4 separate regions of the Homo sapiens genome follow, and regions 1, 3 and 4 are each linked to region 2. The links are chromatin contacts, found by Hi-C in ENCODE. All regions are on one chromosome and are shown on one strand. The core of a region is the stretch at or near the end of the contact, and the rest is flanking DNA. Distances in the headings are between cores, read along the strand shown. Region 1 holds the start of KCTD18 (potassium channel tetramerization domain containing 18). Region 2 holds the start of FZD7 (frizzled class receptor 7). Region 3 holds the start of BZW1 (basic leucine zipper and W2 domains 1). Region 4 overlaps LINC01792 (long intergenic non-protein coding RNA 1792).

Region 1 (6,485 bases), core at 1,571-4,070, 1.5 Mb after region 2:
AAACTGCTCTTGTCAAGGTCACCTAGAACTCCCACAATACCAAATATGATGGACCCTTGATTTCTCAGTGGCATTTGACATGAATGACACTTTGCTCTCTTGGTTCCTGTAACTCCATACGCTCCTGACTCCCCTCCTTCCTCTTGGCTCTTCCTTGTAAGCCTGACTTCTAAATGCTGAAGTCAATGCTTCATGTTGTCTCTTCTCATTTATCTGCCCTTTCTGCAGATGGTTTCATTCACTCTCATAGCTTTAAATGCTTATGCTTTCCAAATATCCACCTTCAACACAGAATTTTACCCCTGAGCTCCAGATTTATTCAATTGCTAATTGATCTCTCTACCTGAATGTCTGAAAAGCATCTGAATCTTAGTAGTCCAAAACACAGCTTCTGATTTCTTCCCTCAAACCTATTCCTCTCCCATAATTCACTGACTCGGTAAACTCACTATTATCCCATTGTTCAAATTAACAATTTAGAGATATTCCTACATTTTTCCCTTTCCCTTAAATCCCATATATTGCAGCCATGAAAATGCACTTCTCAGATCTCCAATTGCAGGGAGCATTGTTGACTGATGCCTCAGCTGCTGTCCTTTGAAATTTATCACCAGGCTGCACTGCCCACTGACTGCTCCCAGCCAGTGACTGAGCAGAGGGATTTAAGGCAGGCCCATTCCTGGGAGACACAGAACTCTTCTGATATGGGGGACTTTGGCTTGAAGGCTTTCCACTGGCTGTGCTGAAACTTTCTCAGAACTGTATCATATCTACAACTTTTCCTACTTTTCCTTTCCTGTTCTCCACAAGGGTTGAAACTGTCTAATGTCTTTCCTAATTCCCCTCAGATGCTTCCCTGTTATTACCTCACAGGTGTTCCCTTCAATAAATCTCTCACATGTCTAATCTGATAATATTGTTTGCTTCTCAGGGGATCCATATTAACACATTGTATTTGATCCACCAACAAATTTTATGTCATGTCTATCTCCTGAGTACCCCTCTTGCATCCATCCACTTCTCTTTATTGCCAACACTACTCAAGGAGGAACTAAGACATTTCTCCCCTGGATTATTGCAATAGTCATCTACTTCCATCTCACACCTTTCCAATCCATTCTCATCTCAGTAGCTGCAGTGATTATTTTTTTTTAATAGTAAATCAATTGTGTCACTTCCCTGCTTAAAACCTTTCAATAGCTTCTCATTATGCTTACAGTCAAATTAAATTTCTACCATGGCCACACAATACTTTAGAGTCTGGGCTCTTGCCTCTCTCTTCAACCTCATCCCATCTCATCTTCCCCTTTGTCCTGATGCCCACCAAGGCTCAGACATACTAGTGGCCTTTCTCTTCCTACAAATTGCTGAGTCCTTTCCTGCCTGAGGGGCTTCCGACTTGCTCTCCCTTCTTCCTAAAATACCCTTCCTCCATCTCTGCAGAAGGTGGACTCATTCTGACTCCTAGCCCTCAACTTAAATGTCCACTCATTTCCTCGCACCTAGTTATCACTCTCTGTCACCACTTTGCTTAGTGTCTGTTTCTCCCACTTGAACAAGGGCAGGCAAACTATGGCCCATGGACCACCATTTGTTTTTGTCTGGCCCATGATCTAAGAATGGCTTGTACATATTTAAGTGTTTGAAAAAGCTGCATTTTTAAAAGAATATTTTTTGACACATGAAAATTATGTGAAATTGGAATTTCAGTGTCCATAAAGTTGGAACTAGCAATGCTCATTTGTTCAGGTTTTGCCTATGCCTTCTTTTAGACTACAACTGCTGAGTTGAGTAGTTGTGCATGGCCCACAAAGCCTAAAATATTTACAGAACAAGTTTTCTGCATGTTGTACTGGAAAGTAAGGTTGAACGCCCATTATTTGTCTCTTCCAGTCCTTTACTCTCAGTGCTTGCTCCATAGCTAGTGCTTAATAATTACAGGTTGAACAAACCTTCCCTCTCTCCTAAGACTGTTAATATCTAAGGGGATAGGTTGACTTACCTCTCTTTGGCTTATTCTCTTCTAAGAGCCAGTCAGGGAAATTTGGAACCAAATATTTTTGATTTTGGGGAAGCACCTTGAAAACAGGACTGTTATATTTCTCTTGAAATATCTAGCACAGTACCTTGCACAAGGTAAGATGGTGCTAGAAACTGGAAGAACTGTTTTAGGGTTATCGTTAACAGGAAATTAAGTAGTGCATGCAAAGCACTTAGCACAGTGTCAGGTGTACAAAAGTGTTGAATAAATGTTTGCTCTCGCCTCAATTTTCCTTGCTATAATGGGAAATAAATATCACCCTTTATATCACTGTCACACAGACTAAACAAGAATGCTGTGTGTGAAAAAGCTTTGTAAGCTGCAGACACTATCCAGATAGACTTATCCAAGTGCAATATATTAACACACGTTGGCACTGAGCAGCCCTGTTTGGAGGGATGGGCACTGACCTGGGGGTGAGAACACTTAACATCCTAATTCTTGCCACTTATTAAGTGACCTTGGACAATCGCAACTTCTGCGGCTGTTTCTTCTCTTCACCTGTAAAACCAGCCTCTGAACACACAAGACCGTCCCTTGGGGTTCAGCCCTGGCCTTCTCTACCGTGTGTTTCCCTTACCTCCGGGATGGAAGACCCACCCGACTCCGAGGCGGCCCACTGGGGCGAGACGAATCTGGGGGCGGGGCGTGGCGTGGCGTGGCGTGCCCGGGACGTGGCCTCCCTCCCTCCCTGAGCCGCTGCCTCAGAGCCGGGCCGCACGGGGGCGCCGCTGGGGCCGCTCTGCTCCCGAGTTGCCGAGCAGCTGAGAAGGCGTTCACTTCCGCGTCCGCCCCGCGGCGTCCGGCGGCCGCGCCGAGGGTCTGGCGGGCCGCAGGTCAGTCTGGGAAGCTGCCGACCCGCCCCACCCCCCCGGTGCGGAAGAGCCGGGCGCGGGATGGGCCGCGGGCCCGGAAGGCGGCGGGGCGCCCTGAGGAAGGGCACGGGCCGCGCTGGTAACGCGCGCGCCCCGGGCTGCAGGCTCGGGCTTCGGGCCGATTTGGGGTCTCCAGGCCGCGGAAGACCGTGGCGGGGCTTTCTGGCTCCCCAGCTCCTCCCGGCTCTTCCCGCTTCGGAAGAGGAGTGTGAGCCCCTTGAGCGATGTTTTTCAAAGTGGGGTTCGCGGGCAGATCCCGACCCCTCCTCAGACTTTCTGAGGAACTGTGTGCTGTGGCCGGAGTGTCTTCGTTTTCCCAAGCGTCCCTGATGGTTTTGATGCAGGTGATCATAGGAATGCACTCTGGGGGACATTGTCCCCGAGGGCTGGACACTTTCCACATAGCAGGGAGCCTAACTGGGTGCTTTTGAGGATGGGGCCTGCGGAGTGCCCCCCTGGTGTGGCCTTGGAATGATGATGTTCCTATCCTTAGGAGAGACTGCCTGGGGTTGGGGTAGGAGGAGTAGCTCTTAAATCCTCGGGATCGGGGTGCTGCTGTGTTATCGTAGCCAAGTCTTGAGATGGACAGATGCTTAGAGAGTGAAAGGGCTGGGTCAGGATCCATAGGGGTGAAACAGTGCTGGAGGAGGCGGTGTGGGGTGAAGCAGGAAGAACTTGGGGTTCGTCCTGCCGTTCTGGATTGGGGCTGGCTCCACAACCTACTAGCAGTCAGTCCTTGTGTGGCCCCTGTACACATCACTCTTTTTTTTTACCCCAATGGCCTCATCTGTCAACAGGGACAGTAATTCCCATCCAATAGAGTTTTTGTGTGAATTAGGTAAAGTGTGTCAAGTGTCTCTTACAATGGCTGGCACATAATAAGCATTCAGTAAATGGGAGTTATTAAGAGTGACACAGGCCCTGGCTTCCTTGGCCTACAGACCAAAAAGTAGGGATTAAACAAGTGGGGTAAAAAGTGGACAGACACACAGTATATTTGTAGAATTGTGCAAGGATTCTAACTTGGGGGGCAGAAGGATACGTGGGACGGTCATGCAAGAAATTAGGTTTGCTGAAGGCCTTGAAGAATAGATAGGATTCCAGGGAGCCAGTAATGAGGCAGAGGGAACAAGTTCCATCCCATGCCTCAGAGGTGGCTCTCACACATGGATCTTTGGAGTGCTGCTCCCAGGACTTCTAGGCAGTGCGAGATGTCACATCCATAAGTGGTTTTGGAAGGCTGGACCTTTGGCCCATAATGGTTTCTGTTGCTGACCGTATTCTACACACATGGTCTTCCTCAGATTTTAATGGTCTCCTTCCATTTTATTGGAGACTAGCTGGCATCTACAAAACGATCTTAGTTGTTCACTGAGTAAAAGTGAATTGACATGGATGTAGTTGAGCCTTTTGGCAGCCATTTTCAACTTGCTATGAAATGTGTGGATACTGCAGATTCTCAATAATTGGGAGTACCTTTTTCATCACAGTATTGTTTTAGGTGGGAAAACACCACAGTGTCACTTGTGGTTCTGTGATCTCCAGAATGGATTAAAAAAATCCAACCCTTAAACCTTCCCTGGGCCTGGTGCAGTGGCTCACGCCTGTAATCTCAGCACTTTGGGAGGCCGAGGTGGGTGGATCACCTGAGGTCAGGAGTTGGAGACCAGACTGCCCAATATGGTGAAACGCCGTCTCTACTAAAATTACAAGAATTAGCCCGGCATGATGGTGTATACCTGTGGTCCCAGCTACTCAGGAGGCTGAGGCAGGAGAATTGCTTGAACCCGGGAGTGAGCCGAGATGGCGCCACTGTACTCCACCCTGGGCTACAGAGCGAGACTCCATCTCAAAAAACAAACAAGCAAACAAACAAAAACCCCCCAAAACTTCCCTAAAGCTTCATCCATTTCACAGTGAAGAAGCTGGATGATTTGGAGGTGTTATTTGTAGTTCTAGACTGGCCTGGCTACTGGTCTACATAGAATTCTGATCTCAGGCTGGGCGTGGTGGCTCATGCCTGTATACTCAGCACTTCGGAAGGCCAAGACAGGAGGATTGCTTGAGCCCAGGAGTTCAAGACTAGCCTGGGCAACACAGCGAGACCCTGTCTCATTTTTTAAAAATTTAAAAAAATTAAAAGAAGAATTATAATCTCAGTTGATAAATTATATATTCCTTAGTTACCTAACTTAAGAATTATAGTTATCATTGTTAATAATTCCTGCTCCTTTATTTCCTTACATTTCCAGAGTCAATATCAAGTCCCTCAGTAGACACCTTATGGTTAAATTTATATCATTATGCATAATATTTATAATTTATTGAATAGTTACCATGAGCTAGATTCTGCTCTTTTGCTGTTTTATATATTCTTTTAATTATTCCTCTTATAGTCCTTTGAGCTGGGCATCATCACTGCCTCCATTTTATGGAAGAGGAAGATAAGTAATTTGCCCAAGATCCTAGAGCTGGTGAGGGGAAGAGCCTAGCAGCTCAATTCCATGCTGTCCACTGATCTCTGCAGTCTAGAGGCTCCCTCAGACTTATCATGGTTAAAAAGATATGTGAATACTGAAGATCATAAGCAGGCCTCTCCTTTGTTTGCTGTGTGACAGAGAGTGCATTACCATGTTTAAACAGTCATTTCAACAGCAATGATTGGGTTGTTAGTCGTTTATTATCTTTTACAAATCCTCTTAGCCAACATTTTCCAACTTCTTAGCATATCTCGAAATTCTCTTATATTATATAAAATCCTTCAATTCAATAATGCCAGTACTGAGGAATTTATTTTCAGTCATGTTAAAGTATATTTATTATATTATCTATTTAGTGTCTTGTTGGAAATGGCGGGGATGACTGTCCTTTGTTTTACAGAGGGAGACCAAGACATCATTGTTTTGAAGTTTCTGAAAGTGTTGGGCGGCAAAAATTCAGGTGCCTGGGGGAGAAATGGAAGGCCACAAGGCAGAAGAAGAGGTGCTAGATGTTCTCCGACTGAACGTGGGTGGCTGTATTTACACAGCCCGGCGGGAGTCCTTGTGCCGCTTCAAGGACTCCATGTTGGCATCTATGTTCAGTGGTCGCTTTCCTCTAAAAACAGATGAGTCAGGTAAATGTCTAAAGTCTGAAAGCATGATCTGAATATTTATTAACACCAGTTTAAGTTCCCTTTGATTTTCTTAATTACAGCGAAATGTACTAGATGACTATACTAATTACTGAGATCATTAGGACTCTATGGAGATTCATTAAGTACGTGGAGAAATTAAATACTACTTCTGAAAATCTGTGATAATGTTAAAAGTTGACAAAGAAGTAAGAGTTCATAAAGGCTGGTCATAACCTAATTATGGGGATTAACTGTATTTTGAAACTTGTTACTTTCATGCAGCTTTGGGTGATGATATTGATGCTGATTAAATATATTTGCTTCTCTCTGTGTTCTTCAAATTGGAAAATGTTTTGTCTGGAGAAAGCAGCTGCCCTCCTTATTGCTAACAGAGCAGCCATCGTCATTGTAGAATTAGTGTTGGGCTCGCCACCTAGCCTAGCTGTGTAGTCTT
Region 2 (6,361 bases), core at 3,717-6,216:
TTCTAGTCCCTTTTGAATATGGATTTCATCTCCTAAGGGCAGTAAAAACATAGATCAGACAGCACTTCTCTAAAAGAGATGCTTATTCAATACCTTCAATAGTCATCCAAAGCAGGATGTAAAAAGGCTTAGGGGTATGTAGTGGGGTGGTGTGGAGGAAGGCAGGAAGCAGCAACAACAGGAAAAAAAAAATTAAATGACAGTCAAGGCATTCATTATACTCTATCTTAAAGGCGGGAGCAAAAAAGACCTCAATAATATACACCATTCTCTTTGAGGGACACACCCAATGTTGTCCCTCCATACTATTTTCCCATACTTTCCTTCTTTCTCTTCTTTGGTTTAATATTACAGGAATAGTAAACTAAATAAATGTTCATTTTGTATTTAAAAAAATTTATTTGTGATCTGTACATGTGATAAAGTGGGGTAGACCTTTAAAGCCAACAAAACAAAAATCCAAAGTAAAAATGTATAAATACAATATATATTTTCTTACAAAAATGGGAGATTTACAAAATATACATACTGTACTTATCTCTATTTTACAAATTTCACATGCACTTAAAAGATACAGCACAAAAGATGCCAAAACCTGTGTTGGAGTTTTAAAAATCTGACAGATGAGATAGTTTTGAAGGTTGAAGAAACACAAGATCGATTTTAACTTTAATGTAAAAAGCAGTTCCACTCAAGTGAACATTACATATATAAAGTAACTTGTACACTTTACAGTACCCTCTATGATTGGCATTTAAAAACTGTTCTGAGAAACAGGATAGTGTTGCAAGATTGGAGGGTAGTGTCAAAGGTGGGATAAAGGTTAGCTCCCATGATTCTCTGCTAAGCTTTACCCCATCATGCAAAAGAATCCGAGTTCTATTACAGAAAAAAAGTACATGATTTAAGATTAATAAATTTAAGTCTTCCAGCACATTTCAAAGAACTCCAGAATCACTTTGAAGTTTACCTTCTTTTAATGACTTTCTTTAAAGATGGGGCCCATGGTTCAAACCTTCCTCTTCGTTCACTATGGTATCTGCTGATCGCCTCCCAACCCAACCACACAGAGACAGGGTCAGCATATGGATGATGTTTAATAAACAGATTGATGGAACCAAGAAAACAGGACAAAATGGCTCTTTGCTTTTTTTTTTTAATTAACTTTCCTTTATTATGAGGCTGAAGACATTATGTTTTTTTACCTCAAAGGATCCAAATGGGAGAAAAAAATAGAAAAGAAACCTAAATATAGGCTTATAGCAAGAAAAAGTAAATGAAGGGAGAGATTTCCCTGAATATTTTAACATAGTCTGTTGGATCATGTGTTCCGAATTAAATTTATTTAAAACAGACAACAAAACCTCTTACATTTCCTTTAGCGAAGTCAGAACCTCTGGCTTAACGGTGTGTGACAGCACACTGCTCTTCACTTTTCCTTAAAAAGGAATGTTTATCTCAACCAAATTAACAACCAACGGGAAACCTCAGATTTGCGCTGCTTTGCCTATAAAAGTTGCTTTCGTCACAGTTATGCCTTTCCACAGGGAGACACTTTTGTTTCCTCTTTTGTCTCTTACAACAAAGACAAGGGGAAAAATGCATTCCTGTTTTGAAAAGCAACAAGTCATCACTTCTTTTCAGGGTATTAGACCAAATAAAACACCCGTCTTTCTGCCTCCTGCCTTCCCCAGAAAATGAAAAAGTAGCAAAAATACCTACTCCACGTCTCCTTGGCCTTATCTCAAAATGTTATCATCATTTCTTTTGCATCCTCACATTAGGATTCTAGCAGGCAGGCCTCCCAAGACTTCCAAATGCTTATTTTACAAGACCTGAAAGCAGTACGGGAGGAAAAACAGGCGGGAGGGGGCAGGGGAGGAGAGACCGTAATGTCTGACCCTGGAAATTAACCCATCTGGGCTCCAGTTTGGCCCCAGTGAAAAGAGATTATGGTTTGACCACTGCTTGACAAGCACACCGCAGGAGGCCCTCCCTCTTTCCAACAAAGCAGCCACCGCAGACAGGGCTGTACCTTTCCCGGGGCCTCACAGGGGTCTGGACAGGCCACTCGCCCTGCAGCAGGGGGATCGCTCACAGTCCCCGTTCAGCCTCGGAGCCGGGAGAAACTCACAGCAGTCTCTGCTGGTCTCAACCTTCTATTAGGCACAAGCTGGCCCGTACCTTTGACGATTCACATCGCCGTTATCATCATCTTCCTGCAAGTCTTTGCCTGAAATCTTTTCATCCAAACCGCTTTCCACCCAGGTCTTCTTTTCCAAATCACCCCTCGCCCCAAATCTGCAAAGAACTTCTCACTTCCAGGTCACTTCTCAGTAGAGGGGGAGAAAGTTACAGAAACAGGCCCCCACCCAGCAGTTCTTTTCCCTACCGTGCCTCTCCTCTTGCAAGAGGGCTGGGGTGGGAAAGGTGGGGAGGGGCCGGGGCTCATACCGCAGTCTCCCCCTTGCTGCTGTGGCTAAGTCTGTGGTAGAAGCGGCGCCACGACTGCAGGGTCTTGCCCGACCAGATCCAGAAGCCAGTGGTGATGCCGACGATCATGGTCATCAGGTACTTGATCATGAAGACGGTGAAGTCGGGGCTCATGGGCGGGAAGTGGCCGGGCGGGCAGGGCACGGCATAGCTCTTGCACGTCTGCAGGAGCCAGGTGCGCTCCCAGTGCTCGCGGAAGGCCTGCTCGTAGAAGTAGCAGGCCAGGACGATGGTGGCGGGCACTGTGTAGAGCACGCTGAAGACGCCGATGCGCACCATGAGCTTCTCCAGCTTCTCGGTCTTGGTGCCGTCGTGTTTCATGATGGTGCGGATACGGAAGAGGGACACGAAGCCGGCCAGCAAGAAGGACGTGCCTATGAAGAGGTAGACGAACAGAGGCGCCAGCACGAAGCCCCGCAGCGCGTCCACACTGGAGAGGCCAACGTAGCACACCCCGCTCAGCAGGTCCCCGTCTACCTGGCCCATGGCCAGGATAGTGATGGTCTTGACGGCGGGCACGGCCCACGCGGCCAGGTGGAAGTACTGCGAGTTGGCCTCGATGGCCTCGTGGCCCCACTTCATGCCGGCCGCCAGGAACCAAGTGAGAGACAGAATGACCCACCAGATGGAGCTGGCCATGCCGAAGAAGTAGAGCACCATGAAGAGGATGGTGCAGCCCTCCTTCTTGGTGCCCTGCGCCACCGTGCGGTAGCCATCGTCCGAGAAGCGCTCCACGCACACGGCGCGGTCCTCTAGAAGGAAGCCGGCCACGTGCGCCACGGCCACCATGAAGTAGCAGCCCGACAGGAAGATGATGGGCCGCTCTGGGTAGCTGAAGCGCCGCATGTCCACCAGGTAGGTGAGAACGGTAAAGAGCGTCGAGGCGCAGCACAGCACGGACCACACGCCCACCCAGAGGCGGGCGAAGCGCCTCTCCTCCTCCTTAAAGTACATCAGGCCGTTGGCACGGCCCGGTTCGCACGGGGCGCCACAATCGCGCTCACCCAGGAAGCGGTAGCCCAGGTACGGGGGCACCTTGAGCTGACGGGGGCATGAGAAGGGGAAGGCGGGACGCCCCCTGCCATCTGAGGCCCCCGGGGGCAGCGCGGTGAAGGGCAGGTCCGGCAGGTAGGGCGCGGTAGGGTAGGCAGTGGGGCCGCCGCCTGGGCCCCCGGAGCCGTCCGACGTGTTCTGGCCCACGCAGATCTCGCCCGCACCGTGCACCGGGAAGTTCTCGCAGCGCAGCCGCTCGGGCCACTGGAAGCCGAACTTGTTCATGAGCGCCTCGCAGCCCTGGCGGGCGCGCTCGCACAGAGAACGACACGGCGGGATGGCCTGATCGAGCACGGTGCACACGGGCGCATACATGGAGCATAAGAAAAAGCGGAGTTCGGGAGAACACTGCACCTTCACCAGCGGGTAGAACTGGTGCACCTCGAGGCCCGCGTCCTCTTGGTTCGTGTGGCCCAGCAGGTTGGGCAGGATGGTCTGGTTGTAGGCGATGTCCGTGCACAGCGGGATGGAGATGGGCTGGCAGAAGCCGTGGTCCGGCACGGAGATGCCCTTCTCTCCGTGGTACGGCTGCGCCCCGGCGCCCGCGGACAGTGCGCCCAGCAGCGCCAGCACCAGGGCACAGAGGCCCAGGGACGAAAGCGGAGCGGCCGCGCCGGGGTCCCGCATCGCCGGCCGCGAGTGCAGCGGTGCTCTCAGCCTGAGGAGTGCGACGAGGCGGTTGGGAGAGGCTTGGATGCGGGGAGGCGCCGCCGCGCCCGACGCATGAGAGTCCTCACGGCGCCGGGGCCGGGCCGTGGGCGGCGTGGAGCAAAGGGCGCTGCCGCCTGGGTGCCCGCGCCGCGAAGGCGCCGCAGACGCCGCCGCCCTGCACTCGCAGGGCCGCCGGGGGCCCAAAACTCGTCAGCCTGGGTTGGGGGCGCCGAGGAGGGCCGCCTCGCTCTCCCCGCGGGGACGTAACGGTGCGGCTCCCTCCGCCGCGAGGAGCAACAAGCGGCTCCGGCACCCTTCAAAGTTTGCCCAAGACTCTGGACCCCCGGCGCACCGCAGCGCGCACGCCCCCCGCGCCTGGTCCGGTCCCCGCTAGGAGAACCCCTGCCGCCGCCGCTCGCTCGCCCCGGCCGCCGCCTCCGCGGTGCTGCCCCGCCTCCTGGCCTCGAGGCTCCGCTCGTCGCCGCCTCCTTCGCCTCCTCCTCCACACCCCGCTCCTTCTTCAGCCCCAAAAGCTCGGCCCCAAGTTTCAGCCAAACGGCCGGCTCTTGCTGAGTCCGATCTCGGCCCCGGAGTCGGGAGCACGGCGAGTTCTTTTTGGAAACCCAGTCACACTGCGTCCGAAACCGCGAGGCGCTCGTGCCCGCGGCCTGGCCCCGGCCCCTCCAGCCCCTCGCAGCCCCAGCAGCGAGTCCTGGCGCCCGCCGCCGCCGCCGCCGCCGCCGCCCGCCGGGAGTGAGCGCCGACTAACGCCTCGGAGTCGCGCTGGTCGCCAGAAGAAGCGTCGGGCTCGCGGGGTTCCGGGCCGGCCCGCCCCCTCCCGTCCCCTCCCGTCCCCTCCCCTCCCCTCCCCTCCCCCCCCATTCACAAACCACTCCGGGGGCGGCCCCAGGCCCCGGCGGCCCAATGGCGGCCTTTGTTTTTTCGGTGGCCGCCTTCGGATTGGGCGGAAGTCGGAAGGGGCGGGCGCGGGAGTGGCGGAGGCGGTGTCCGCGGCGCTCTGGGCGGATTCCTGAGGGGAGGGGCGGGGGACTGGGAGGGAAAAGTTCGGAAAAACTTTTACCCTGAATTCGCTCAGGGACGAAAACGCGCAGAAAGGGAATTTGCTTCAAAGATTTGTTCCTCTTCCTGGTGCACTCAGATGCGCATTCCTGAGCAGGGGCGCCTTCGCCAGCGGCGTTTGAGGGGAGCGAGGACCGCGCAGCGCCCCTTCGGGGAGAGACGTGACCAGGAGTCGCGTTAGGACTGCAAAGGCTGGCTCTGGCGGGGCTTTCGGGTCGCCGGGTCCTCAATGTGGGGTTTGGGACGGGACGAGAAGGGGGTGCGCCTTGCGGATCGCCTCTTTCCCCCCGGACCCAAAGAGTCCACGCGAGGCCACAGTCCCCTCTCCCCTCCCCCGAGTTATAAAAAGGAGGAGGGGCCGCCTCCGAGGAGAAACCCGAGTCGGGCGGAGGGGGCCGAGTGACGGCGGGAGGAAGGACCCCTCGGAGGAAGGGCCCGAAGCAGGGAGAGCGGGGAACCCGGGCTCAGGCCACCCCGCCCGCGCGCACGGCCTGGAGTCTGGGGAACTGGGGTGACTCTAGCGAGGTTTTAAGGAAACGAAGACGGCGTTGGGGAGACTGGTTCTAGAAGTAACCTGAGACCGAGCGCCCAGGAACACTCTGTACGACGCGCCGGGCGTCTCAGTGGCCCCGTGTGCCTTGGTTCTGCGGCGTGTGCCCTTTCGGGATCCCATCTTCGTTGCAGAAGCAACCATTTGATCCTCCATTTAGAATCTGCGTAGGAATGTTTTAATGCGTCTTAGAAACCAGGCTAATTAAAGAGTTTTCAAAACACAAAGCGGGGTTATCCTCGTTCTCGGGTAGCGTTTTCTGATTGGCAAACGTTCTTTTGTTCTCGGTTAAATCTTCGTCTTGAGCCAGGCGCTGGGCGCTCGCGCGCGCTCTCTGGTTACTCCTGCGGGGGTCATAAGTCACCAGGGGGCCTCTCCCCTCTCTCCGGGCTGCCAGGAATATCAGGAATTCCCATGCAGGAAAGTGACATGTTGAGAAGGAAAAGAAAAAAATCAATCAATCAATCTCTCCTCCTCCTCCTCTTTCCTCTGTCTCTCTCTCTCTCTCTCTCACACACACACACACACACACAC
Region 3 (6,634 bases), core at 3,198-5,697, 1.2 Mb after region 2:
TATTTGTAGCGCCTGATTAACTTGTTAAAAACCTATGAAGAACATTAAATGAATTCAGTAACTTCATATATTTCTAGAATAGCAAAGTAGTAAACCTTTCACTCGATGTAAGTTTATGAGCTGCTTAAACCAGCTTGAGAAGAATTCCTAGTGACACATAAGAATGTCCAGGTTAGATGTACTTTAATTCTTTGCTTACAGTAACACAAACATAACTACGTATGAAACTTTCCAATGAGATCTTGATTAACAAGCTAATCAGCTCACAACTCATTTAACTTTAAAAATAAATGTATGCAGATAAACTAGAGAAATCACAATACGAAACTGACTTTTCCAGCTTGACATTTTTCTTAAAAATTGAGTAATTTCAGGACAAATAGGAACAGAAGAGTTAATTTCATTTTTCCCTATTTTGTTCGCCTTAACACACCTTAAGTTTCTAATTCATCCCGTTGCACCAAGAACAGTATCCCTAAAATTTAAAATCAAATTCCTTCAACTTTCTAACCACAACTCTTAAAAGTAGAATATTCCTCAAATATACCACATGGATAGTAGCCAACTGAAAACAATTATGTAAAGTTTCATTTACCTGAGCAAATGCTTGCATGGTCTCTAGATCTTCTTGGGCTGCAAACACGCAGACATCTGTACGCATCATGTCATCTGCCAGTGTACCACCTGGGGCTAAAGTTGGATAAAACCAAAATACAACAAAACCAAAAAAATCACTCCATTTTAACAAGTTTGCCAAATAGTTCATATTCTAGACTCTCCATAATCTCCATATATTATACCTTTCTAAATTATTAAGCCCACAAACCACAGACACTTACCCAGCATTCCACCAGCCACCAGAATGTCAAAGAGTGTTTCTGCATATCGACGGTAATCAAGTTTTGCTCCAGAAGCATCAAGAAACTTAGCTACTGCTTCCAAATCAGTACCGGTTTCAGTTAAGCCTTGAATAATACAGTCTTGAAACTGAGTAGGGTCAAACCTCTCTTTTTCATCTGGGGGGACAAGGGACCCAAAACATTTAGTTTTAAAAGATTTACCAAAATGCCACAAAACTATCACCTTATGAAGATGCAATTGTTAAATAAGTTAGATTAAATTCACATCCTTTGCATGTTTCCCCTCTGCAAGTGTAAGACAAGATGGCCCACTCACAAGAATTGTGCAACTTTTCAAATAATTTCACAAGTGATCTAAATGTGCTAGTGTCTTGTGTTCCTACTGCCATAAGCCAATTTCTACTGGGAACGCCCTCCTACTGCCTCTTGGCTTTTCCAAAATTTAGGCCATCCTCTAACAGGTACATTTTATTCCTTTGGGTTTTGTCCAGACACTGGAGCTCTTGATCCTTTTCCTTAAATGTCCATAATATTAAACAAACAAAAAAATTGAACCAATCCTTTGGCATTTATGAAGGTGAGCTTTAGAAAGTACATTTAATGAGCACCCAATGACAGAAACTATATTAAGCATTTGCTTTAATCCTGTTAACAACCTTGTGAGGCAGATTTTTCCCCCTATTATTCAGAAGGAAAACTGAGAGTCAGAGAAATTAGGTAATCAAGAGACTATATTGTGTAGTAGTTCAGTACATGGGCTCTGGAGTTAAACTGCCTGATTCAAATCCTGACCACCATTTAACCACCTGAATTCAAGCAAATAGTCTCACTCGCCATGCCAGAATTCCCCTACTGTAAAATGGGGATAAGAATAGTACCTATCCCATAAAGTTGTTGTAAATACCAAATGACATTAATAAAATAGAAAGCTCCCAGACCACAGCCTTGTGCACATACCTGACCTTTACTGAGTTGCTTTCACACACTTCATAATAGGGTTTTGCTTTCCCAATCTAGGCTAGATGACATCTGTTCACACAGTACTAGGGTGACAAACACCTCTGAGTGCCCAGCACTTTCCTGGTTTTAGCACTGAAAGTCTTGTGTCTGGAAACTCCCTCAGTCCCAGACAGGGAGTGTTGTATACCCTACCCAGTACCCTAACCATCAACAGCCAGGCCACGAATCATCTCTATCTGGAACCGGGGAAGTTACATCTCTCCCTGATGCTAATAATAAGAATGCTAAAGCTACTTGCTATTATTTGTATCAAGGTAACATCAGTAACCCACATATTCAAGAGATACACTTTCCCATTTTACTGCCAAACTGTTCTAGTTTACAACTCCAGCTCCTTAAGAAAATTTACCAGCTAAATCTAAATGAATCTGCAAAGATTAGAATCAAATCACACTTTGGTCTCCCCACCACTACTACAAGGGGACAGACAGCCTATGATTAGTGATTTTAAAATTCTACAATATATATCTCAAAATGTCTGCTACTTAAGGAAGAAAAAGAAAAACACAACTTATAACCAGTAGCTGACCTAGTTCTTCATTTCCTCAAAACCACCTGTAAAACAAGGTTAATATGCTTTTGACCAAAAACAGTAAAAATATATCTGAGACTACGTCTTATTTAGCTTTATATCACTAGCACAGCACTTTGCTACAGAATTCAATACTCACCTAAGTACACACTAATGCAAAAAAAAAATAGTAATATAATTCTAATACTTTTTCTACTAAGTCTGTATTTCAAAAGACATTACAATGTGAATCCTGTTCCACAATTAACTTCCATGGGTGAAGTCTGAGTTTTCTCTCACAAATCTTCACAAAATCTGGGTGACTACATTAGGAGTTCTCCTTTTATAAATTAACATTTTTGCTCATTTAAGTTTGCTTAAATGAGACTGCCTGCTAGTGAAAACAGAGCCCTTATTTTTATTTTTAAAAATATTTTACCTTCACACCGAAAAGAAGATTCACTAACCGGCTTAGAGATATATTGATACTAAAAATTAAGGCTTGAGCAGTAAAGCAGTAGAAATATTAAAGGTGTATGTGAAATGGCAGTCAACGAGAAATTCAAGTTTCTTTCTGGTATCTTCTTTTGAGGCTTTAGTAATATGCAAGTACCTGTCAGAGAAGGCAAGATACACAAGATGTTCTGGAGGTTTGAAGAGAGACATTAAAACGTAAATATTTACCTCTTTTTCTAGTTTTAAAACGCTGGCCTGATAGCGTTGGCTTTTGCTGCTTTTGATTATTCATAAAAGACACCCTAGGAAAGGAGAAATAAAGCCTTAATATCAGTGCCATAATACTAATTTTTAAAGCAAAACATCAAACCTTAGTCTAGTCACATATGAATCAAATGGAACACCCACTCTCAGGATATAAAGCTGGCAATTATACCCGATACAGGCACAAAGAATTACCTGCACTTGAATCAAATGTACGTCAAAATGTGCATTTCTCTCTACAAGAAACCCTTCAAATTAGTGCTGTGAACTACTTTTAAGCGACATTGTAGTGCTACAGTGATCACCCGTCATAAACCTAATTGTTCAGTTTTCTCCACATTCCTCTTTACATTCACTTACATCTTCCACGACCACTAAGCATCGCAGAACGCAAAGAGAGATTATCACCATAGTCAGCAGGCATCCAAAATGTGTATGCCAATTCTAAAACACTGTCAAAAGGTGAACCCCTTCTTCTGACAAGCCTGGTTACGGGCAGCACCATCCTACCCTAGGTCATGCCTGTGACCGCAACAGCGGCCGCCTTGCACCACTCAGGCCTGCAAAACTAACAGCCAGCCCAGCCTCCTTCGCCCATATCCCACAGTCCTAGCCTCCTCCCCGGTAACGTGTCTCCCAATCCACACCCTTCCCATGCCTCCCGCCCGAGCCACAGATCACCCGCTTCCCGCCCAGGACCCCATCGGCCACAGCGGGGCGCCGTAGGGTCCCGCGGCTCTTTCTCCACTGACCCTGTCGCCTGCGGTGGCGGCCGCCGCAACGAGCGGACCACAGTCACTGAGGCGCTTTGCGCCGGGGCCCCAGGCGCCCCGTACATCCGCCCGCCCTCCAGCGAAAGCAGCGGCGGAGGCGGCGGCCGCAGCGGTGGTGGGTGGCAGCCCCTCCGCCCCGCCCGCCGGAAGCCCCCACGCGTACATCACACAACAGAGGCCGCGGCGGCTTTGTTAGCCAGGCCGGGCACGGCCCAGAGGGAGCCCGCCTCGGCCACTGCCTTCGCAGCCAGCGCCGCGGCGCACACCCGGACCCCACCTCCCCACCCGGGCCGCCGCTACCCCTCGGCCTCCCTGCCGAAGCGGCGGCCTTTCAGGCCCTAGATCCGGCCCGGCCTCAAGAGGCGACCTCCGTTCGGGCCCATCCAAGCCGGGCCGCATCCAGCCCGCCGCCTCCCTCTCCCTCTGCCCGGCGTCCACGACCCGCAGCGTCCGCCCGGGGTGAGCGGGGCGCCGCGTCTCACCGAATTTAAGGCGAAGAGGAAAGAGCCAGAAATCCCCGATGTACCGGCAACTGCGGCGGTGTCTCCTCTGCGACCGGAACTAACGCCAGGAGGAGGGAGAGGTGCCACCCCCGCCCGGACCGCTCTCCTATCGCGAGATTTCTTCCCCTTGCCCCGCCCTGATCGTGGACAGGCGCTTCCGCCTTTTCTATTGCGCGCGGATTAGGGTGAGGGACTGGGATAGGGGAGGGGAGAGACGTTTCCAGTCTTCTTTATTCCCTTACTGGGTTCCACGTCGCCTGGACACTTGTCCTAGACTAGCTTATTTTTCTTCCCCCGCTGCGTCGTCCGCCCTCTTCACACATGGAGGGGTTGGAAGAGCGGAGCCGGCCCCCGCCGGTCTCGAAGTTGGACGCGTCCTCCTGGAGTCCCTCGCCGCCGGCCCCCTCCTCCAGCACCGGAAGTCGAAGCCCGAGGGCGGGGGGCCCTCGGGTCGTGCGGGGGCGGAGGCTGGGGGCGGGCATGGGGGCGTGGTTTGGGGAAGGAATCCGCACCTCGCCTCCGCCCTGGCCGGGATGGGCGGAGTTCGCTCCAGCTGAGTCCCCTGCCTGGCGACTTTTCTCTGAGGGGCTGTCTCATTGTTCACTACCTCCCTTAAGAGCGAAGAGGACACAGGCCGAAGATTGAGAAGGGGAAATTCTGTCCTCCAACCGCGGTCCCTGCGCGCTGCAGCGGTTGTCTCCCGAGTGTGGTGGCTATGGGGACTTGGAGAGCATCAGAATCCCTTGGAGGACTTGTTATAACAGACTGCTGGGCCCCACCCGTAGTTTCTCATTCTGTAGGCCTGGTGTGGAACCCATGAATGTGCATTTCCAACAAGTTATCTGTGATGCTGCTGCTGGTCCGCACCTTGAGAACCCCTCAGTTAGAGGCTATATCATCAGGGAGCTGGGGTACGATCAGATTAGATAGTGCGTGTGAAAAGCACTGTGGACGTGACAAAACTCTGTGCAGATAAAGATGCACAGCGCCTCTAGGATGTAGCCCCATGTTTTTATTCACTGTACAGTAGTTTACTTCTCTCCAGTTGCTTCCTCACTCTCTGGTAGGAGGAGAGTGGCTTCTCTTCCCTAAACCTTTTGATAAAATAGTTTGTTGACTTCTTTTCCCTAATTAACTATCTGACCTCTACCCCACCCCCCCGCAACTTCATGGAAAAATGACTTTCTCAGCGTTCGTTCCTGAAATTATTGCCAAACCCAGTGTTTTATTCTTCACCCTGTTTGCCTCCTCTGAGCATTGAATGTTACCTACCTCTCTCCTTGAATCCTGGCTCCAGCTATCCTGGTTACGTTCTGAATGTGCCTTTGCACGGTATTTTCTGACTCTTCTTTTCTGTACTGATACCTTTTCTTTCTGGATACTTTCTTCTATGGCAGTCTCATACATTCTCAAGGATTTAACATTTACTCCACTTAAAAGAGTTCCAAGATCATCTACTGAATCATTAAGCAAATATTTGTTAAATCCAGGCTCTATGCCCTTCCAAGTTGAGGCAACAGCAGTGGGAAGGAGGCAGGAAACAAACTGCATCTGTTGGAGGAACTGCAAGAAGCTAGTGTGATTGGGAGGGCTGTGGGGAGCAGAGGGAAGTGGCTGGAGTCTGATCTCTAAGTGTCTAGCCCCTTCCTTTCTCCCAAGGCCCCAGTCCACACTATCTGGCATCTTCACTTCATGGCTAATTTAACACTGTCAGTGCTGTCAATTGCTCTTCCCCCAGAACTGTATTTTTCACATCTGAAGTTCTGTTAAAGGACAACGTTTCACAAATAAAAATGATAACTAATATGTCCCTATATGTATCAGGCCCTCTTCTATGCACTTTATGTAGTAACCCCATTTCATCCTGAAAACTACCCTGTAATCTAGACACTATTATTAGTCCCATTTTACAGATGGAAAAGCCGAGGCATCGAGGTCAGGTAACTTGTCTAAGATCATAGCGCTAGTAAGTGGAAGAGGTCCAGTTGAACCCAAGCAGTCTGGCTTCACCATTATAATGCACCGCCTTACCACCAAGATCTTATTTATTCATTCAACAAATATTTATTCAGCTAGAGACCAGTAGAGATAGTGACATGTTACGCCTATGGCCTCACAAAGCTTATCTTCTATTTTTGCCACGTTTTAAAATTGTATCATCTTTCCCCAGTACCATCTTGATTTAGGCATCTATTACCCCTAACTAAATGGGACTTTTGCAATAACTTCCTAACTGTACTATCCCCT
Region 4 (6,193 bases), core at 1,349-3,848, 1.3 Mb after region 2:
ACAGAATATTATTTGTCCCCCCAAATGGGGATTGGTTAAATAAGTTATAGCACATCCATTTGAATAAAAAACAAACACATATCCATTAAAAATCCTGTTTTGAAAAATCTTTAGTGTCATAGGAAAATGTTTGTGATATACTATTATCTGAAAAAAAGAATGTAGGATTATATATATAAAATGTGATCTTGAAAAAAATGTGTTTTACACCAGTTAGAATGGCGATCATTAAAAAGTCAGGAAACAACAGGTGCTGGAGTGGATGTGGAGAAACAGGAACACTTTTACACTGTTGGTGGGACTGTAAACTAGTTCAACCATTGTGGAAGTCAGTGTGGCGATTCCTCAGGGATCTAGAACTAGAAATACCATTTGACCCAGCCATCCCATTACTGGGTATATACCCAAAGGATTATAAATCATGCTGCTATAAAGACACATGCACATGTATGTTTATTGCGGCACTATTTACAATAGCAAAGACTTGGAACCAACCCAAATGTCCAACAATGACAGACTGGATTAAGAAAATGTGGCACATATACACCATGGAATACTATGCAGCCATAAAAAAGGATGAGTTCATGTCCTTTGCAGGGAAGTGGATGAAACTGGAAACCATCATTCTCAGCAAACTATCGCAAGGACAAAAAACCAAACACCGCATGTTCTCACTCATAGGTGGGAATTGAACAATGAGAACACTTGGACACAGGAAGGGGAACATCACACACCAGGGACTTTTGTGGGGTGGGAGGAGGGGGGAGGGATAGCATTAGGAGCTATACCTAATGCTAAATGACGAGTTAATGGGTGCAGCACACCAACATGGCAGATGTATACATATGTAACAAACCTGCACATTGTGCACATGTACCCTAAAACTTAAAGTATAATAATAATAAAATAAAAAATGTGTTTTATGTATTCACATATTTATATACACCCTAATAATCCTTAAAATTACAAGGAAGTCTATTAAAATTATAATAGCATGTTAAGAAATATTATCCAAAACTTGGAAAAATAGACAAGATTCACTGAATGGCCTTTCAATGCATTTTGGAACACAGTCTAGCAAGTCCATTCCATGGTTATCTCATTCTCTAAGGGAATGTTCCTTTGTTGAACTTGTTTACTATTGATTGGGGGCTAGACTCTGTGAAGCTACATAAGAACATGTAGATTTTCTTTTCTAGTAAAGAATCAAATTATTTCTGTCCTGTAGGAAGGCAACCTCAAAGGTTACAGTTTTATTACCTGTAAGATATTAACCGGTTTTTTACCTAAACTAGCAACCTTCGTCATTGTGCTGGCATGCCTATATGCTCAGTCTCTCAAATTCACTTTCATCCAGTTTTATCATTTTGCTGGTTCCCTCATTGTCGAGTTAAATAAATCTTTGACATTTGCTTACTTAAGATTTGTATGAGAATCAAGTTTTTAATACAGTATTTAAAAAATACTTTGGCAATGGCCATATATAGCTGGTAGGTTTACAGGAGATTTTGATTTTCTTTTTATATTCTTCTGTATTTGTCGAATGTCCATTAAAGGACATGTTTTACTTTTATAAAAAGAAAGCACAAAAATGTCTGTATGTATATACACATGCATTCTATATTAATTTCTCAGGCTGTACTTTCCCTAACTCTATACCCAGTAACAGGCCAACCTCCCGAAGATGCATAAAGACACCTTTGCCGTTGACCAGGCAGACCCTGCATCCACAGGACATAGAGAGAAAGGTGCTCCCTGAACACTGATCTGGATAAGCATTGCTGGGTCAGTGCAGAGGCGTCCATTTCCCCAGTCTGCCGAGCTGGCCTAAAGCTGAGGACCTCTTAGTGGGAGCTGAGGACATGTGCCTGAAGAGGCAAGCCCTTGACTGATGGAAATTGGAGTCTGAGTTCCATGTGGGGGACTGGGAAGCACAGCAAGGTCTGAAATGGGAGACCCAGGGAAGGGCAGAGAGGACCAAAGGAGGAAGGGGGTCTACAGTGTGGGAAACAGCCTGGACGCAACAGCCGGGGGAGGAGGCCTGCTCTGGCCCCAGTGGCCCCTTGTAAGCAGGAAAGGCAGCTGGCTAGACCTCTTCTGTGTTATTCACTCTGATTTTATCCTTTATCTTCCCCTCCCAACCTCACCTCCTTTCTAACCCCAAAGCCATGCAGCTAATATGACTAAGATTGCTGGGCGTTTGCTTGGAAATGCAAATGAGAATTTCTGGTAGTTTCCTAGTTTCCTTGATCTCCTTTGTCAAGTTTATTGAGGGGAAAGGACTCTCGGTTAAAAAAAAAAAAAAAAGAAAATCCAGATTTTGAACACCAGCTCTCTTTAATGCCAACTTCCTGAGGAGCTGCCCAGCTCTGTAACAACCTGGAACAGAGGCGCCATCACAGACTTGGCTCTGACGGGCGGCACAGCAAGAAGCCTTGCTCGCGTGTGGGACGTGCCCGTTCTGGCCTGGAGAGAGGGCCCAGAGACACCACCTCGCCACCGCCACCTGATTACTCATTGTCACCAATGAGATGACAAGAACTGATGACGCATTTCCCTTTTGCTGCACTCTGACACCTCAGAGACCACAGCAGAGAAAAAGCTGCTTTTGTAAAACTGGAACATGAACTACGCGGACGCCCCAGAGGAGGTCTCTGCTGCCCTCTGTTGCTGGCTTCTTAGTAACCCTAACCATTTTTAAGAATACAGTATTTGGTTTCAGTAACTTTATTACATGAAAAGTATGCTCGGAGGAAAAAATGTGTCAAATTTAATCAGTCGTGGGTACTATCAACATTTTAAATTGTTGCCAATCTAATAGAGGAAAATGGTATCTCATTGCTGTTTTAATTTTCATTTTAAAAATTCTAAGTGAGGCTCAAAATAGTTTATTTTTCCAGTTTCCTGCCAGTGGGTATACTTTTCTTTTTTTGTTTTTTTAATCTTTTTTTATTGATTTAGAAAAGTTTTTGCTGTAAATGCGTTTCTTTTTATACTAATGCTTTTCTCTGTTATATAGTCAAATTTATCAGTCTTTTCTTTATAACTTCCGGCTTTCATGTTCCTTAGGCTATGGATTTTTTTAAATGCATGCATATATTTAGTATAGTTTTTAGTATTTAAAACTTTAATCAATCTGGAATTTATTTTTATTGTAAAGTGGGAAATAGAAGTACAGCTTTATGTTTCTTTGTTTTTAAAATGGCTTGCAAGTTGTACCAATATTCTTCCTTAAATGCTCCATTTTATGGCTTACTTGAAGTGCATTTTTGCTTCTAATGAGACCTGACTTTCTGGCCTATTTCAGGACTTTACATTGTTCTGTTGGTCTGTTTTTCTCCTCCTGTATCAGTACCTATAATGTGTAACTACTAGACATGTATTAATGTAATAGAATACATTTCAATATTATATAGGGCTAGTTTCCCCTCTTGACTATTCTTATTATACATTTTTTATCTTTCTAGATAAACTTTAAAATCAAGTTTTTAAAAGACACTGTTGATGTTTTGATTGGGAATGTGTTATATTTAATTTATAAGAGAAAATTGATACTGTTATATTTTGTGTCCTTGTAGCTAAGGCTTATGTCTTTCCCTTTTAAAATTTGTCTTTTTTTAAAGTTCACCAATAGATTTTAAAAGTTCTTTTCATGTTGGCCCTGCACATATTTTTGTTGATTTTATCCCTAGAGTTATTTTTTGGTTGTTACTATAAACGGGAACTGTTATTCCATTGTATTTTCTGATTATTGCTTGAATACAGCATTTCCACAGCTGATCCTTTCCTAAAAGCTGACACTATGACAGCAGTTGGAAATTAAAAAGGAAAGCCATGGCAAAAGACAGTCACAGCTCCACTTGGCTGTTCTGTTCTTTCAGAAAACGTAGTGACCTCGTATGAGTACATCCCCTGAGGTAGGGTCAAAAGAAAGTCTGTTAGGACACCTAAGAGTTTCTTGGAGATGTCAGGATATCCACCGGGGTTCTGAAGTAAAGATGCTGTCATTATTTTAATATAAATGATCAATTATGAAGATATAGTTGATTGGTATAAAACCATTTTTAAAATCTATATTGCTGCATAGTCTTCAGACTTTTATTTTCATTGCCGTGGGGAAGTTTGTATGAATTAGAGGAGCTCCATGGTTTTCATCCTATAAGGGACTTCAGAAAAATAGCATGAAAGCAAAACTGTGGTAGGGTCAACACACGGTGCTCCTTTATTTGGTTTGAGGTGTAAGTTAATAAATCACCTTCTGATAAGCTGCTGACAGAATTTATTTGCACCAACTGTAGTAGGGCCACCTCCTCCATATAGACACTGAAGTCCACAGTGGTGTTTGTGCCGTCTTTGAAAAGGACTGTCATTCCAGCATTCATAACCGCCAGGGCATTTTGCTGATGTGAGGCCTGTCGGAAAGCTGAAGCAGACTCTCACTGGAATACAACAAGAACGACTTTCTTTTTTCTTCTTCGAGACGGAGTCTCGTTCTGTTGCCCACGCTGGAGGCTGGAGTGCAGTGGCGTGATCTTGGCTCACTGCAACCTCCACCTCCCTGGTTCAAGCAAATTCTCCTGCCTCAGACTCCCCAGTCGCTGGGACTACAGGCATGTGCCACCACGCTCAGCTAATTTTTTGTATTTTTAGTAGAGATGAGGTTTCATCATGTTGGCCAGGCTGGTCTCGAACTCCTTACCTAAGGTGATCCGCCTGCCTCGGCCTCCCAAAATGCTGGGATTACAGGTGTGAGCCACCGCGCCCAGCTGACTTTTTGTTTTAATAAATTTCAAACCTACAGAAAAGTCTCAAGGATGGTACAATAAGTAATAATACCTATATACCCTTCACCTGGATTCACTGATCACCAGCAGTTAACATTATGCCACATACACTCACTCTTGCTGTAGCTAACCCCGGCTACCCCCATCAGATGGTTTTAGCTGAATCACGTAAGAGTTAATTATTGACATCATAACACTTCATCCTTAAATATTGCCTCATGTAACTCCTAAAATACAAGGGCTTTCTCCTACGTAACCTTACCATCATTGTCAGGATAATGAGACTTATTAATGAGTATTGAAACAATAGTGTTGTTTAACATACAGTTCATATTTGAATTTTTCCAATTACACAAATACTGCATTTACGATCTCCCCCATGGGAGCGGTGAAGATGTCATCTTCTTAGCTCTCTTGACTCCTTTACTCTAGGAAAGCTCTCCAGCCTTTTTTGTTGTTCATGACACTGACATTTTGGAGAGTCAGACTAGTTGTTTTGCAGCTTGCTGCTCAATTTGGGTTTATCTGATTCTTTTTTCATAAATTGATTTAGGTTAAACCTAGGGGGTGGCAAGAATGCTCAATGGGTGATAGGGGACAGGACCTGCTGCTTCGTTTTCTTCAACTTCCCACCCGCCCCCACTCCTGGCTGCAGACACCCTCCTGGAAACTCATGAACGTGTCATAGGCACCATTCTCACAATATCATCTGCCTTCTCATTTGGCAAATGTTTCTGAAGTCCTAGCATTCCTAAAATTAACCAGCACAGACTCTGCATATTGGGTTCTGTTGGTCAAGAGCAAGTTATCAGTAGTAAATCTTTGTTAATTTTATTCTTCTAATTTATTCCACCATGCCTCTAAATTATAGCTGGGGCAGGGGGACACCTAGCAATAGTTCTGGTTAATAGTGGCAATCGTCACTATTTATCTGTCCTTGGTGCTCATGTGCTACTCGGTAGAGTGTCAATCAATATCGAATTAGTGAATGATAGTGGGGGAAGGTGTCAACAAAATGAGTGTGCTGCTCTTCTCTTCTGGCAATAGCCATCGCTTTTCATTTATTGGTTGAACTGACCTGGAGCTGAAGAAGAGATTCAATAGTAACATCCACATTTGTTCAAGTTTTCGGTTGGCAAGCAGATATTGCCATTAAACAAAGAGCAAGTCAAAGCCACATTTTGCCCATCAATGAATACACGAACTGCTCATATTGGACCAGAATCTTAGTATGATCACAACTCATTTGGTTCCCTGTACATTTCTCTGAAGTTCTTATTAGTTTGAAGAAAACATTAATCTTGGGCAGTAAAGCCAAAATAAAATATTTTATAGACCGGGCACAGTGGCTCATGCCTGTAATCCCAGCACTTTGGGAGGCCGAGGCGGGCGGATCACGAGGTCAGGAG

The links. Hi-C counts contacts between places; a loop is a spot of excess contacts on that map. Pooled maps may share reads with other maps.
Region 1: a loop to region 2 is called in a pooled map, with 14 times the contacts of the local background. The contact joins the promoter of KCTD18 here to the promoter of FZD7 in region 2. A Hi-C loop is called at or near these places in 4 of 168 maps with a recorded cell type or tissue (CD4-positive, alpha-beta T cell, CD8-positive, alpha-beta T cell and naive thymus-derived CD4-positive, alpha-beta T cell) and 9 of 50 pooled maps.
Region 3: a map of B cell shows a loop between it and region 2 (11-fold over the local background). The contact joins the promoter of BZW1 here to the promoter of FZD7 in region 2. A Hi-C loop is called at or near these places in 3 of 168 maps with a recorded cell type or tissue (B cell, CD4-positive, alpha-beta T cell and naive thymus-derived CD4-positive, alpha-beta T cell), 1 of 37 single-sample maps with no recorded cell type and 13 of 50 pooled maps.
Region 4: a map of natural killer cell shows a loop between it and region 2 (11-fold over the local background). The contact joins the enhancer-like site here to the promoter of FZD7 in region 2. A Hi-C loop is called at or near these places in 2 of 168 maps with a recorded cell type or tissue (naive thymus-derived CD4-positive, alpha-beta T cell and natural killer cell) and 7 of 50 pooled maps.

What each region holds. Positions count from the first base shown.
Region 1 is chr2:200,506,403-200,512,887 of GRCh38, reverse strand. KCTD18 (potassium channel tetramerization domain containing 18) reads left to right here and starts at 2,820. Exons shown (of 7, transcript NM_152387.4): 1 at 2,820-3,260; 2 at 5,797-6,031. The coding sequence starts at 5,872. RefSeq lists a silencer at 2,588-3,047.
Region 2 is chr2:202,032,460-202,038,820 of GRCh38, reverse strand. FZD7 (frizzled class receptor 7) reads right to left here and starts at 4,966. Exons shown (of 1, transcript NM_003507.2): 1 at 380-4,966. The coding sequence starts at 4,173. The coding sequence ends at 2,449. RefSeq lists enhancers at 1-216, 3,925-4,044, 3,242-4,082 and silencers at 4,645-4,724, 4,835-5,384.
Region 3 is chr2:200,809,723-200,816,356 of GRCh38, reverse strand. It overlaps BZW1 (basic leucine zipper and W2 domains 1), which reads right to left and starts at 4,447. Exons shown (of 12, transcript NM_001207067.2): 1 at 4,367-4,447; 2 at 3,076-3,149; 3 at 840-1,016; 4 at 596-690; 5 at 1-32. The coding sequence starts at 3,139. It overlaps BZW1-AS1 (BZW1 antisense RNA 1), which reads left to right and starts at 4,187. Exons shown (of 4, transcript NR_110275.1): 1 at 4,187-4,572. RefSeq lists enhancers at 3,094-3,609, 3,610-4,125, 4,974-5,233 and silencers at 3,874-4,243, 4,774-4,923.
Region 4 is chr2:200,709,601-200,715,793 of GRCh38, reverse strand. LINC01792 (long intergenic non-protein coding RNA 1792) reads left to right here. Exons shown (of 3, transcript NR_037886.1): 3 at 1,664-3,489. It also overlaps the pseudogene AOX3P-AOX2P and the pseudogene AOX3P. Among named protein-coding and RNA genes, the nearest start is that of LINC01792, 22 kb to the left of the region's middle. RefSeq lists an enhancer at 2,400-2,679. Within about 2 kb of position 2,598, at least 35 of the 41 ENCODE cell types and tissues checked have a DNase peak (open chromatin) inside an H3K27ac peak, as active enhancers do; they include natural killer cell, where a contact is called at or near this core.